Regions from separate parts of the Mus musculus genome. Here region 1 is linked to region 2. A link is a loop called in an ENCODE intact Hi-C map of the cell type or tissue named here. Cell type or tissue: heart. All regions are shown on one strand. Links, peaks and the distances in the headings refer to the core of each region. The heading gives the core; the rest is flanking DNA.

Region 1 (5,365 bases), core at 48-5,047, 62 kb after region 2:
GTCTCTAGTTCACAGTCTTCCCACTTTGCCCCACTCTTCGTCTTCCTCGCTAGCTAACAGCCCCAACTCCCACGGTGGGTCCACTCTGCTGGCCGTGTTCAGTCCCTTTTATGAACTCTTGCAGATGTCTCTGGCTGTTCTCTCCCTCATATCTACAATAAAAACCTTCCCCACAGCCATGCCTCAGAGCGGTCATGTTTATAGAACAGGTCTTGCTGTGAGGCACCCAGGTAGGGTTTGCATGGTGAGAGTTCCAGGGTTCAGAGAAAGATGCACTGTGGCGGCTGGACTCGGAACCTCAGCCCCATGATTAAGCCCCGTGGCTGCTTCTCTATGACAACCTGCACTGCGACTTGGTCCACTGGAATAGAGAGTTTGGGTTTCGTGTCTCTGTGCTGGGAATGTGAACCAGGGCTTTGTGCATGTTACACAAGGGCTCTGTGGCTAAGCCACACCCTTCACCCTTAGCCTAGGAGTGTCCCCACTATCGATAGGATTCCAGGAGTGAAATGTTTGATAGCCTGTGTGCTAAGATAACGTAATTTACCAGATCTGACATTCTTTGTTTTTGAGACAGTTTGGTGGATAGGAGTGCTGGCTAGTTTTATGCCAACTTGACACAATCTAGAGTCATCAAAGAGGAGGGAGATGCCTCCAGAAGATGGAGCTGTAGGCTAGCCTGAAGGATATCTTTGTTTAATTTCATGTGCTTTGCTGTTTTGCCCGCATGTATATCTGGGTGAGAGCATTGGAGCCTCTGGAACAGAGGTACAGAGAGTCGTGAGCTGCCATGTGGGTGCTGGGAATTAAACCAGGTTTCTCTGGAAGAGCAGCCAGCGCTCTTAAAACCACTGAGCCATCTCTCCAGCCCTCAGGTCATCTTCTTAATTAATGATTGATGTGGAAAGGTCCAGACCACTGTGAGTGGGACCACCCCTGGGAAGGCTGAGTAAGCCATGGGAAACAAGCCAGTAAGCAGCACCCTCCATGGCCTCTGCATCAGCTCCTGCCTCCAGCTTCCTGCTCAGTTCCTGTTCTGATTTCCTTCAAAGATGTGCAGTGATGTGGAAGAGTAAGCGGAATAAACCCCTCCCTTCTCAAGTTGCTTTGTTCATGTATGTGGGATGTGTGTATATGTGTGTATGTGAGTGTGTGGTGGGTATGTGGGTGTGTGTATATGTGTGTATGTATGTGTGGGGGTTATGTGTGTGTATGTGTGTGTATGTATGTGTTGTGTGTGTGTGTGTGTTGTGTGTGTATGTGTGAGGTGTGTGTGTGTATGTGTGTGTGCACAAGCAGTTCCAGGTCATTCTAAGGCACATTGGAGTTTGAATGCAGCCTAGGCTACAAAGATCCAGGCTAAAAACAACAATAACGGGGAGTGGGGAGGAGAGGGAGATGGACAGGGAGAGGGAGAGAGAGCTCCTGTAAACAACAAAAGGAGGAAAAAGAAGGAAAAAAAAACCAGAGAAAAATAACTATTTCTGACAAAGGTGCTTAAATAACCCTTGTGAGGGGCTAGCAGAAGGCTCTGTTGCTAAGCAACCATTGCAGCAAGTTCGGTTCCTGGAATCTAGGTAAAAGTAGAAGGTGGAACCTGACCCTACAAAGTTAAACTGCACATATATGTCCCTTCAAAAAAGAATATGCATGTGCATGCGCGCGCACACACAAATACACACACATACACACACACACACACACACACACACACACCGGAGAGCATATATTGTTCTTTGTAGAGGATCCAAATTCTGTTCCCAGAACCGACACGGGCACTACACAACCTCCTGTAATCCAGTTCCCGAGGATCCAGTGTCTTCGATCTACACCGTTACACGCACTCGTCTGCACACACCCGACACAGACATAATTTTAAATAATACAAATAAGAATCTTAAATATTTATTGTTGTTGCTGTCCTTAGAAGACTTAGGCAGGATAGCCACGATTTTGTGGCCAGCCTGGGCTATATAAGATCCTGTCTCAGTCAAGCATGGTGTGTGCAAGCGCCTTTAATCTCAGCACTACAGAGGCAGAAGTAGGCGGATCTCTGAGTTCGAGACCACCCTGGTCTACAGGACGATTTCCGAAGTAGCCATAGCTTTGTAGTGAGAACCTGTGTCAGATACTGGTCCAACAGGTCCTCAAAATATGAATGATCGTGAATTTAATTTTTTTCCCTTAGCAGGTGACTAGCCGAACACGTGTTTTCCTGGAAAACGTCCCGTGGCTCTAAGTGTCTAGGGAGCCCTACTTCTCTCTCTGTTTCTATAACAGTATCTCTAAATGCCTTGAGTCCCTGGGCCCTTTCCTGTCGGTTTCAGGGTCTCACTGCAACCCTTGCTCCTTCCTTCCTTCCTTCCTGGGTCGTGTGTACTGCGGTTCCTTTAAGGCAGGCCCCGCCCTGGCCCGCCCTCCCGGGTCAGCCCCGGTGCGTAAGGCTCTGGCGGGGCGGCTGCAGGGCTCAGTGCTGAGCGGGCTCTGGCGCGATGGCGAGCGCGGTCGTCAGGGTCGCCGGGCGGCGGCTGAGCCAGCAAAGCGCATCCGGAGCCCCGGTCCTCCTGCGGCAGGTACGGAGAGGCGAACGGACGAAAGGACCCAGAGCCCGGGGCAGCGGGAGGGGCAGGACTCTCTGTCCTTTAAAGAAGGTCTGGGGCGTCCTTCATGCCTGGCTGTTGGGAAACAAGGAGTCCCGACCCTTTAACAGGGAGTAGTTAGTGGGACCCTGAGCTTGGGGTCGGGATCTGGGGCCCATTACCAGAGAAGGCGGGGTCCTTAACTTGGTGCTTGTTTGAAGATGAAGTTTCTTGATTCTGCTGGAGGGATCTGGGGGGACCCTCTGATTCCTGATCCTTGGGCAAAGAGGGTTGGGGTTGTAGCTTCAGGATTCTAGGAAGAAGGGGAGGCCTGGATACTGTATCCCCCAGGCATGGGAGTTAGGTCCGGGAACTCTCTCCGTTGCTCCATCCCTCCCAGATGTTTGAACCCAAGAGCTGCACCTATACCTACCTTCTGGGTGACCGGGAGTCAAGAGAGGCAGTTCTGATCGACCCCGTTCTGGAGACAGCGCATCGGGATGCTCAGTTGATTAAGGAGCTGGGGCTCAAGCTGTTGTACGCTGGTAAGTCCAGGACCAAACTTGGGCATGAGAGAGGCGGGGCCCCGGAGAAAGCGCTCTAGGAAAACAGGAGCCTGGACGCCTGAGTCTGGGGGAGGAGGGCTGGAGGATAGACCCTGGATGAAGGAGCATAGACCCCAGGGTCTGAAAGAAGATGATTGAGTCAGGGTCTGAGAGTCTGAGGGAGAAAGACGGAGCCTGGAGCTCTGGGCCTGAAGGAGGAAGATTGGGGTCTGGATCCCTGAGTTTAGAGGAGGAAGAGTGGGCTTGGATTCCTGGGTCTAGGGGAAGAGGGCTGGAGTCTGGACTGTTGGATGAGGGAGGAGCGGTGGAGTCCGGACCTCAGGGTCTGAGGGAGGTCTAGGGTCTGCCTTCCTGGGTCTGAAGGCTGGATGCTGTGGGCTGAAACATTCCGTTTTCTATTCCCTCTTCTCTCCTAGTGAACACTCACTGCCATGCTGACCACATCACCGGCACGGGGGTTCTCCGGTCCCTGCTCCCGGGCTGCCAGTCTGTCATCTCCCGCCTCAGCGGAGCCCAGGCTGATTTGCATATCGGGGAAGGTGATTCCATCCGCTTTGGACGCTTTGTGAGTTGGGTCTTACAGAAGATGTTGTTGGCCACAGCTCCTTAGACTTTGAAGAGAAGAGGGTGCTCGGGGAATGGACTGCTGGGCCCAATGGAAGAAGGGTTGGTGGATTTAGGCTCAGACTCCTCAGCTCTGTTCTCTGTGGAAAGTACCATAAACCCAGGTGGAGCACTAGGGCAGGAGGCTGTAGGCAGGTGTGGCTCTGGCCAATCCCCCTAAGTCAACAGTGATGGCAGGTTCTTCCTTGGCCATTTCCATAAAATTTGCTCCGGGTTGGGCATTCTGAGTCTAGAGCTGAGGGAGGCACCTAGTCCTTTGGTGAAGAAGGAATGCCCTGTTGTTCAGCAACAGGTCTGGATGAGTCTACTGAGGTCCCTGGGGCTACCATTTAAGGTGGCCTTCACTGGCATGGTGGTATAAATTTGGGGCTAACCATGTATTTGTGGGTTCCTCCTTAAATGTTGGCCTTGAAACCCTCTCACCCTAGCCACAACCCCATTGCTTCACCCAGGAGAGGGGCGAAGGTTCTTCCTCCTCCTCTGGGCTACAGGCTTAATCAGCAGGTTTCTAGCCAGCTTTGCAACCCAGGGTGCTCTGGACAGAGGTTGGGGGAGTTGTACCCAGGGAGAGGAAACGGGTGATGAGAATGCTAAAGCTGATGGAGGGGATGGAAAGTCTGGTGATAGAGTGATAGAGTCCCTGCCCCTAGGTTGTTGATCTTGTGGAATGGGACAGTTTATTTGGAGGCGGTTGGTGGTTAGCGGAGAGGAGGACTGTGTGCGGGGTTGAGAGAGTGTAGCTGCTGTTAGGAGACTTTGATTTCAACCCTGTAAATATTTGAAAGAGGATGCGGGACATAGCTCGTTTGTGTCAGCCCTACTAGTTAGAGAGATGTCCTGGCTGGTCTCTGCTAGCACACACATGCATTTGCTCAGATACACACTCAGATACACAGGGGTACACATAAATAGATGTTTAAAATCTTAAAAACAAGCCGGTCATATAGGTACCTGCCTTTAACCTCAGCTCTTGGGAGGCAGATGCTAAGACAGGTGGATCTCTGTGAGTTCGAGGCCAGCCTGGTCTACAAAGTTCCAGGACAGCCTGTGCTACACAGTAAGAATAAAATGAAATCTTAAAACAACAGCAACAAAGAGCCTTAAAACAGGCATGATGGGGCTGGAGAGATGGCTCAGTGGTTAAGAGCACTGACTGTTCTTCCAGAGGTCCTGAGTTCAATCCCCAGCAACCACATGGTGGTTCACAACCATCTGTAATGGGATCTGATGCCCTCTTCTGGTGTGTCTGAAGAGAGCGATAGTGTACTCACAGACATAAAATAAATAAATTTTTAAAACACAAAAAACAAAAACAGGCGTGATGTAATCCTAGAGAGGCAGAGAGGAAGATCAGGTGTTCAAGGTCACCCTCATCTACACAGAGCACCAATCAAGGCTACATCAAGGCTGTGTGTGACCCTGTACCAAAAAGTTTAAAAAAGGGTGGTGGGGGGGGAGCTAACAAGGTCGCACAGGCTTTTAATCCAGACAGAGTCAGGGGGATTCACGGTCAGCCTCGTCTGTGTGAGACCCCTCTCAAAACAAAACAAAACAAGATGATAAATGATCGGGAGACCCTCCTTATGCACAGTGATG
Region 2 (5,365 bases), core at 75-5,074:
TCATTTAAATTAAATTTCATTCAAGTCAAGTTTTCCCCTTTCGACAGCTAATTCCATAACTACCCCATGGAAGTGAGCTGTGATGCCCGTTTTGGTTTGTTTATTAAGACAAGATTTGTCTGTGTAGCCCTGGATGTCCTGGAACTTTCTCTATAGAGCAGGCTGGCTTCAAACTCAGTGAACGGCCTGCCTCTACCTCCTAAATTCGGGGATTAAAGGTGTGCTACCACCATAGCCCGTGTTGCACACGTTTGCTACGGGAAACTGAAGCATAGTCATATTGAAAGTCTAGGGGGAAAGTGGGACAAGAACCCTGGGGACTCATTCCAGGTAATGATATTGCCAGTCACACCCCACAACCCAATCTTCGCCTGGCAGCCCTTTATTCCTCTAAATGTCGTCCTGCTTCTGTTTGTGTGCCCAAATCAAGGGAAATAATTTTGATCATGAGAGGAGGTCATTCCTGGCAGGTAGTCACTGCGGCCACCTGTAGCAGGGCGGGGCGTCGAGATATGGAGGTCCCTTTAGTGTCTGTCACTCCTGCACCCAACCCCTCTTTCTGGCAGTACTCAAAGAGGTCGTCTCCTGGGCTGTCTGGACTCCATTCCTTGGGAGACGCTTGCCCTCTACAGTGTCTTCAGGGCGATGTTCTGATATGAAAGAGAGAGGGGGGGGGCGTGGCTGCCACCAACCTTAGTGGGCCTCGCTCTATTTTTTGACACTCACTGAACTCTAATGACACTCTCACTAGAAAAGCTTCAGCAGTCTCACATGGGAGACTCCTCGGGTTTGTGACACCTCGGTCTTCAAGCCCCTGTGTCCTCATCTTCACGAAACCGAATTCCCTCGAAGGTGGAACTCTTGGTCTTTCTTACCAGCCCCATCCTAGTTTCTCACGTGTCAACCATAACCCCCGCACAAGCAGTGGTGCTCACACTTGAGCCCGCCTTCTCCCAGGAGACATCCTTCTCTGACATTGATTACTGTTTCACCGTAGTCACCGCCGCCCGCGTTCACTAGTTCATTTCTGGATCACGCTGCTCCCATGCACTGCCTTCTGCTCTTAGTTCTTGATGGTCACGGACGCCTCTTGCTTTCCTCCCCGAAGACTGTCCCTTAGCTGCGCCTGACAGTTGGTCGCCACAGCTCTGCCACCGGACGAGAGCGGGATAGTTTTTCCTAGTCTCCAGACTCCAGTGATCTGTTGCACCACCATTGTCCCCGAGTCAGGTTCAAGGTTGCAGTCCGGCACTAATATAGTCACGGCAGGCAAGTCTTCGCAAGGGCAAGTGGAGAGGTCCTTTTCTGTACAGGGGTGCGTGATGATGACGTTGGTTGTGTGCTCCGTACAACGCTAAGCTTACTGCGTGGGCTCATCGCTTCCTGTCCCCCTTTGCCGTACAAACCCTGCACGTACTGCGCAGGCGTATTGGTTGCTGGTCTTGGTGGGGCACCGCCCCAAAACTTTCTGCGCACGCGCATGGGTTTTATTGTGCCTTTGCCCAAACAGCCTTAGCTAGAAAGAAGGAGCTGCCAAAAATTCTTCCTCTCCGCAGTGGCACTCCAAGACACACCGGTCTTGGAAGGAATGACGTCAGTATAGAGCCACCTGAAGGAGTCCGGATGTTTCTAAATCCGGACACTCCTGCCCCTTCAGCCTCCGTCAGCTCGTCTTAAGGGGCTGGGCCTCTGTGCTCTCCAGGCGTGTCACCTCTCTGATCGGTTGGTGATTTGGAATGGGGAGGGGAAAGACCATTCTCGAGTTTGGCAGTCAGGTTTTTGAGGGTTTTTGTTTTCCTTCTTCTGTTTCTTCTTTTTTAAATAGAGAAATGCATTCGTGTGGAGAATGGGCATATACCTGGCTCTCCCAGGAATAGGCCCTGGGGGTTGAGTTTCTAGGTCCTGCAGCGTGACACTGGAGAATGGAAGTAGAGGACAGGCTGGAGGACTGAAGCCTGGATCTACAGTGAATCAGTTAGGAGAGGGTGTTGATTGGTGTGGGGGAGTGCGACGCCTTTAATCTCAGCACTCTGGGAGACAGAGGGGAGAGGATCGATCTCTTGAATGTCAGGCCAGCCTGGTCTACGTAATGAGTTCAGGCCAGCCAGGGCTACACAGCGAGACGCTGTCTTAGAAAAGAAGCAAACAAAAAGTCTTACGTGCTCCCTGACCAATTTCTTTCCCCGCCTCTTGCTTTCCAGCAATGCCTCTGCCTCAGGGTGACGTGACTGCCTTATTCCTGGGGCCTCCCGGCTCGGGAAAGTCCGCCCTGATCGCCGCGTTATGCGGTAAGAATGTGGACACGGTAGAGATTCCCGATGGACGGCAGGACTCTGGAGTCCCCAGCCTGAGAGCTGCGGCTCCGGGCCTCTTCCTGGGTGAGCTGAGTTGCCCACCCGCAGCTCCCGGGCCCTGGGCGGCGGAGGCCAACTTGCTGGTATTGGTGCTACCAGGATCTGAGGGGAGCGAGGAGCCCTTGACCCCAGCTCTGGGAGAGGCAGCGCGAGCCGCCCTGGCTAGAGGAACCCCGCTGCTGGCTGTCCGGAATCTGCGCCCTGGAGATTCCCAGAATGCAGCTAAAGCCCGGGATGAGACTGCAGCCTTGTTGAACAGTGCTGGGTTAGGAGCTGCGCCTCTCTTTGTGCCGCCGGCGGATTGCAGCAGCAGTGACCGCTGCGAGGAGCTAGAGCGCCTGCAGGTGGTGCTGCGGACCCAGGCGGAGGCGCTGCAGAGGTGAGGGGACAGTTCGGGCTGGATGGGGTGGCCTTAGATCCAACTCAGCTACGGAGGTCTTTAAAGTTCTCGAGCCCTGTTCCTAGAGTGTTAGACGCAAGCTTTTCTTGGCTGCCCATTCGTCCATACCCTACTTATTTGCGTAGGACAGCACCCACCACACCCATGAGCACAGAGTTTGAGATCATGGAGACTCTGCCATAAGCAGGGATCACTTTTCTGTCGTTTAAAGCCTGCACCGTCAAGGGTCAACTGGAAAGCCCACCACAAAGGTCCTGTTTCGTGCAAGCTCTCTGGCATCACAAGCCCAGATATATATATATATATGCAAATACTTGTGTCAGACAAGATGCTGGACTCCCATCTCTCGTAACATTTGAGATCCCTCTCCAGCACTCCCATCCTCCTCATTGGCTTGGTTCTCAAGTGACTCCCCTCCCATCCTTCCTTTCGTTAACACCAAACCTTTACAGAGCATTATTTCCGATTGCTCGCCCTGTTCTTCCATTTCCAGTTCCCTCTCAGTTCTACCCTGCCTACTGCCCGCCAATCCACCCAGCCCCTCCCCACCTGCCAGCTGTCTCATTTTATGGTTCTCAAAATGCGACTCAGGAAGGGTCTGCATAAGTTGGAGAGCTGCTTCTCATTTGTTTAGTTAACCTCGCTGGCCCACCAGTACTAGATGAGGTCTCTCTTATTTACATCCACCCTCAGGGACACCATAGGCCATACTGAAATTGCCATTATGTCCTCGCCTTCCTCTAAGCCCCACTCCATAGAAAACGTGTCCTGACCAGCACACCATTGGAAAAGCTCTGACCCCGATCTCTTGATCTGTATCAAGAGAAGTCCAAATAGGGTCCTCATCGTAGTTTCGGTTGGAAACCTGACCTTAGGTTAGTTTACCCGCGGGACCTCTAGGGGACTTAAGCTCTTCCCTGAACTCTCTTAACTTTATGGTCCCGCCTCACCTGGTTTTTTTTTTTTTCTTTCTATCTTTCTTTCTTTTTTTCCTTTTTCTTTTTTTTTCTTTCTTTCTTTTTTTTTTTTTTTTTTTTTGAGACGGGTGTTTCTCTGTATTTCCAGCTGTCCTGGAATTGGCTATGTAGATCAGGCTGGCCTTGAACTCAGAGATCTGCCTGCCTCTGCCACTTGTGCAGAGATTGCAGAGATTAAAGGCGTGCGCCACCACGCCCGGCCGTGCCTTCTTTCTATGTGCATTAGTTCCCTACTTAAATTCTTGAGATTCAGAAAGATTTTTTTTTTTCCCGTAATTGCTCGTTCAGCCCAGCTTTTCCTACTTTTAAAGCTCTGTTGCCTTTGACCGATCTCCCACCCTCTCTCCTGCAGGCTCCTGCCTCCTGCCCAGGATGGCTTCGAGGTGTTGGGCGCAGCCGAGCTGGAAGCTGTTCGTGAGGCCTTCGAGACCGGTGGCCTGGAGGCGGCGCTGTCGTGGGTGCGCGCTGGTCTGGAGCGCCTGGGCAGCGCACGACTGGACTTGGCGGTGGCCGGCACCACCAATGTAGGCCTTGTGCTAGATATGCTGCTGGGGTTGGATCCTGGAGACCCAGGTGCTGCGCCTGCCTCAGCACCCACTGGGCCCACCCCTTATCCTGCTCCAGAGCGCCCCAACGTAGTGCTCTGGACCGTTCCCCTGGGCCCCACGGCCACATCTCCTGCCGTCACCCCTCACCCAACCCACTACGATGCCCTGATCCTTGTCACCCCCGGGGCTCCCACAGAGGAGAACTGGGCCCAGGTCCGCTCATTGGTGTCCCCAGATGCTCCACTCGTCGGTGTGCGCACGGACGGCCAGGGCGAAGATCCACCCGAGGTTCTGGAAGAAGAAAAGGCCCAGAATGCAAGTGATGGGAACTCAGGGGATGCACGCAGCGAAGGAAAGAAAGCTGGCATCGGGGACTCGGGGTGCACTGCCGCTCGGAGCCCGGAGGATGAGCTATGGGAGGTGCTGGAGGAGGCGCCTCCGCCCGTGTTCCCGATGCGGCCCGGCGGTCTCCCAGGCCTCGGAACCTGGCTCCAGCACGCACTGCCCACAGCTCAGGCCGGAGCTCTGCTGCTGGCGCTGCCACCTGCAAGTCCCCGGGCGGCGCGGAGGAAGGCGGCTGCGCTACGGGCAGGGGCGTGGAGGCCAGCCCTGTTGGCTAGCCTGGCGGCGGCCGCCGCCCCAGTACCAGGGCTGGGCTGGGCTTGCGATGTGGCGCTTCTCCGGGGACAGCTGGCCGAGTGGAGGCGCGCGCTAGGCCTCGAACCCGCGGCCGTAGCACGACGTGAGCGCGCCTTGGGCCTGGCTCCCGGAGTACTGGCAACGCGCACGCGCTTCCCGGGCCCGGTGACGCGAGCCGAGGTAGAGGCCAGGCTGGGGTCCTGGGCAGGTGAGGGCACGGCGGGAGGTGCAGCGTTGAGCGCGCTCTCCTTCCTATGGCCCACGGGTGGTGCTGCGGCAACAGGTGGGCTGGGTTACCGTGCTGCGCACGGTGTACTTCTACAAGCCTTAGATGAGATGCTGGCTGATGCGGAGGCGGTGCTGGGACCCCCAGAGCCCAACCAATGAGGTGTGCGGTGGGGCTTGGGGTGTCTGGTGACTGGTTTTGGCCCCACAGCCTCTGAGATT

What was found. Peaks named below come from ENCODE experiments on the same cell type or tissue, not always from the same donor. Only the 100,000 strongest peaks of a DNase experiment are listed, where the experiment ranks them.
Region 1: it touches region 2 in a loop (2.0-fold over the local background); 9 of 42 quality-filtered maps call a loop at or near these places.

The regions. Positions count from the first base shown.
Region 1 is chr7:24,591,439-24,596,803 of GRCm38, forward strand. Ethe1 (ethylmalonic encephalopathy 1) reads left to right here and starts at 2,470. Exons shown (of 7, transcript NM_001364014.1): 1 at 2,470-2,573; 2 at 2,980-3,124; 3 at 3,562-3,710. The coding sequence starts at 2,493. In heart, for the core only: CTCF peaks have their summits at 2,316 and 2,529; DNase peaks (open chromatin) are centred at 2,443 and 3,113; H3K4me3 peaks cover 1,798 bases; H3K27ac peaks cover 1,010 bases; H3K27me3 peaks cover 1,134 bases.
Region 2 is chr7:24,529,183-24,534,547 of GRCm38, forward strand. Irgq (immunity-related GTPase family, Q) reads left to right here and starts at 1,466. Exons shown (of 3, transcript NM_153134.3): 1 at 1,466-1,722; 2 at 2,202-2,733; 3 at 4,084-5,365. The coding sequence starts at 2,204. The coding sequence ends at 5,305. In heart, for the core only: a CTCF peak has its summit at 2,690 (motif pointing right); DNase peaks (open chromatin) are centred at 576, 1,369 and 2,569; H3K4me3 peaks cover 3,743 bases; H3K27ac peaks cover 3,187 bases; H3K27me3 peaks cover 1,211 bases.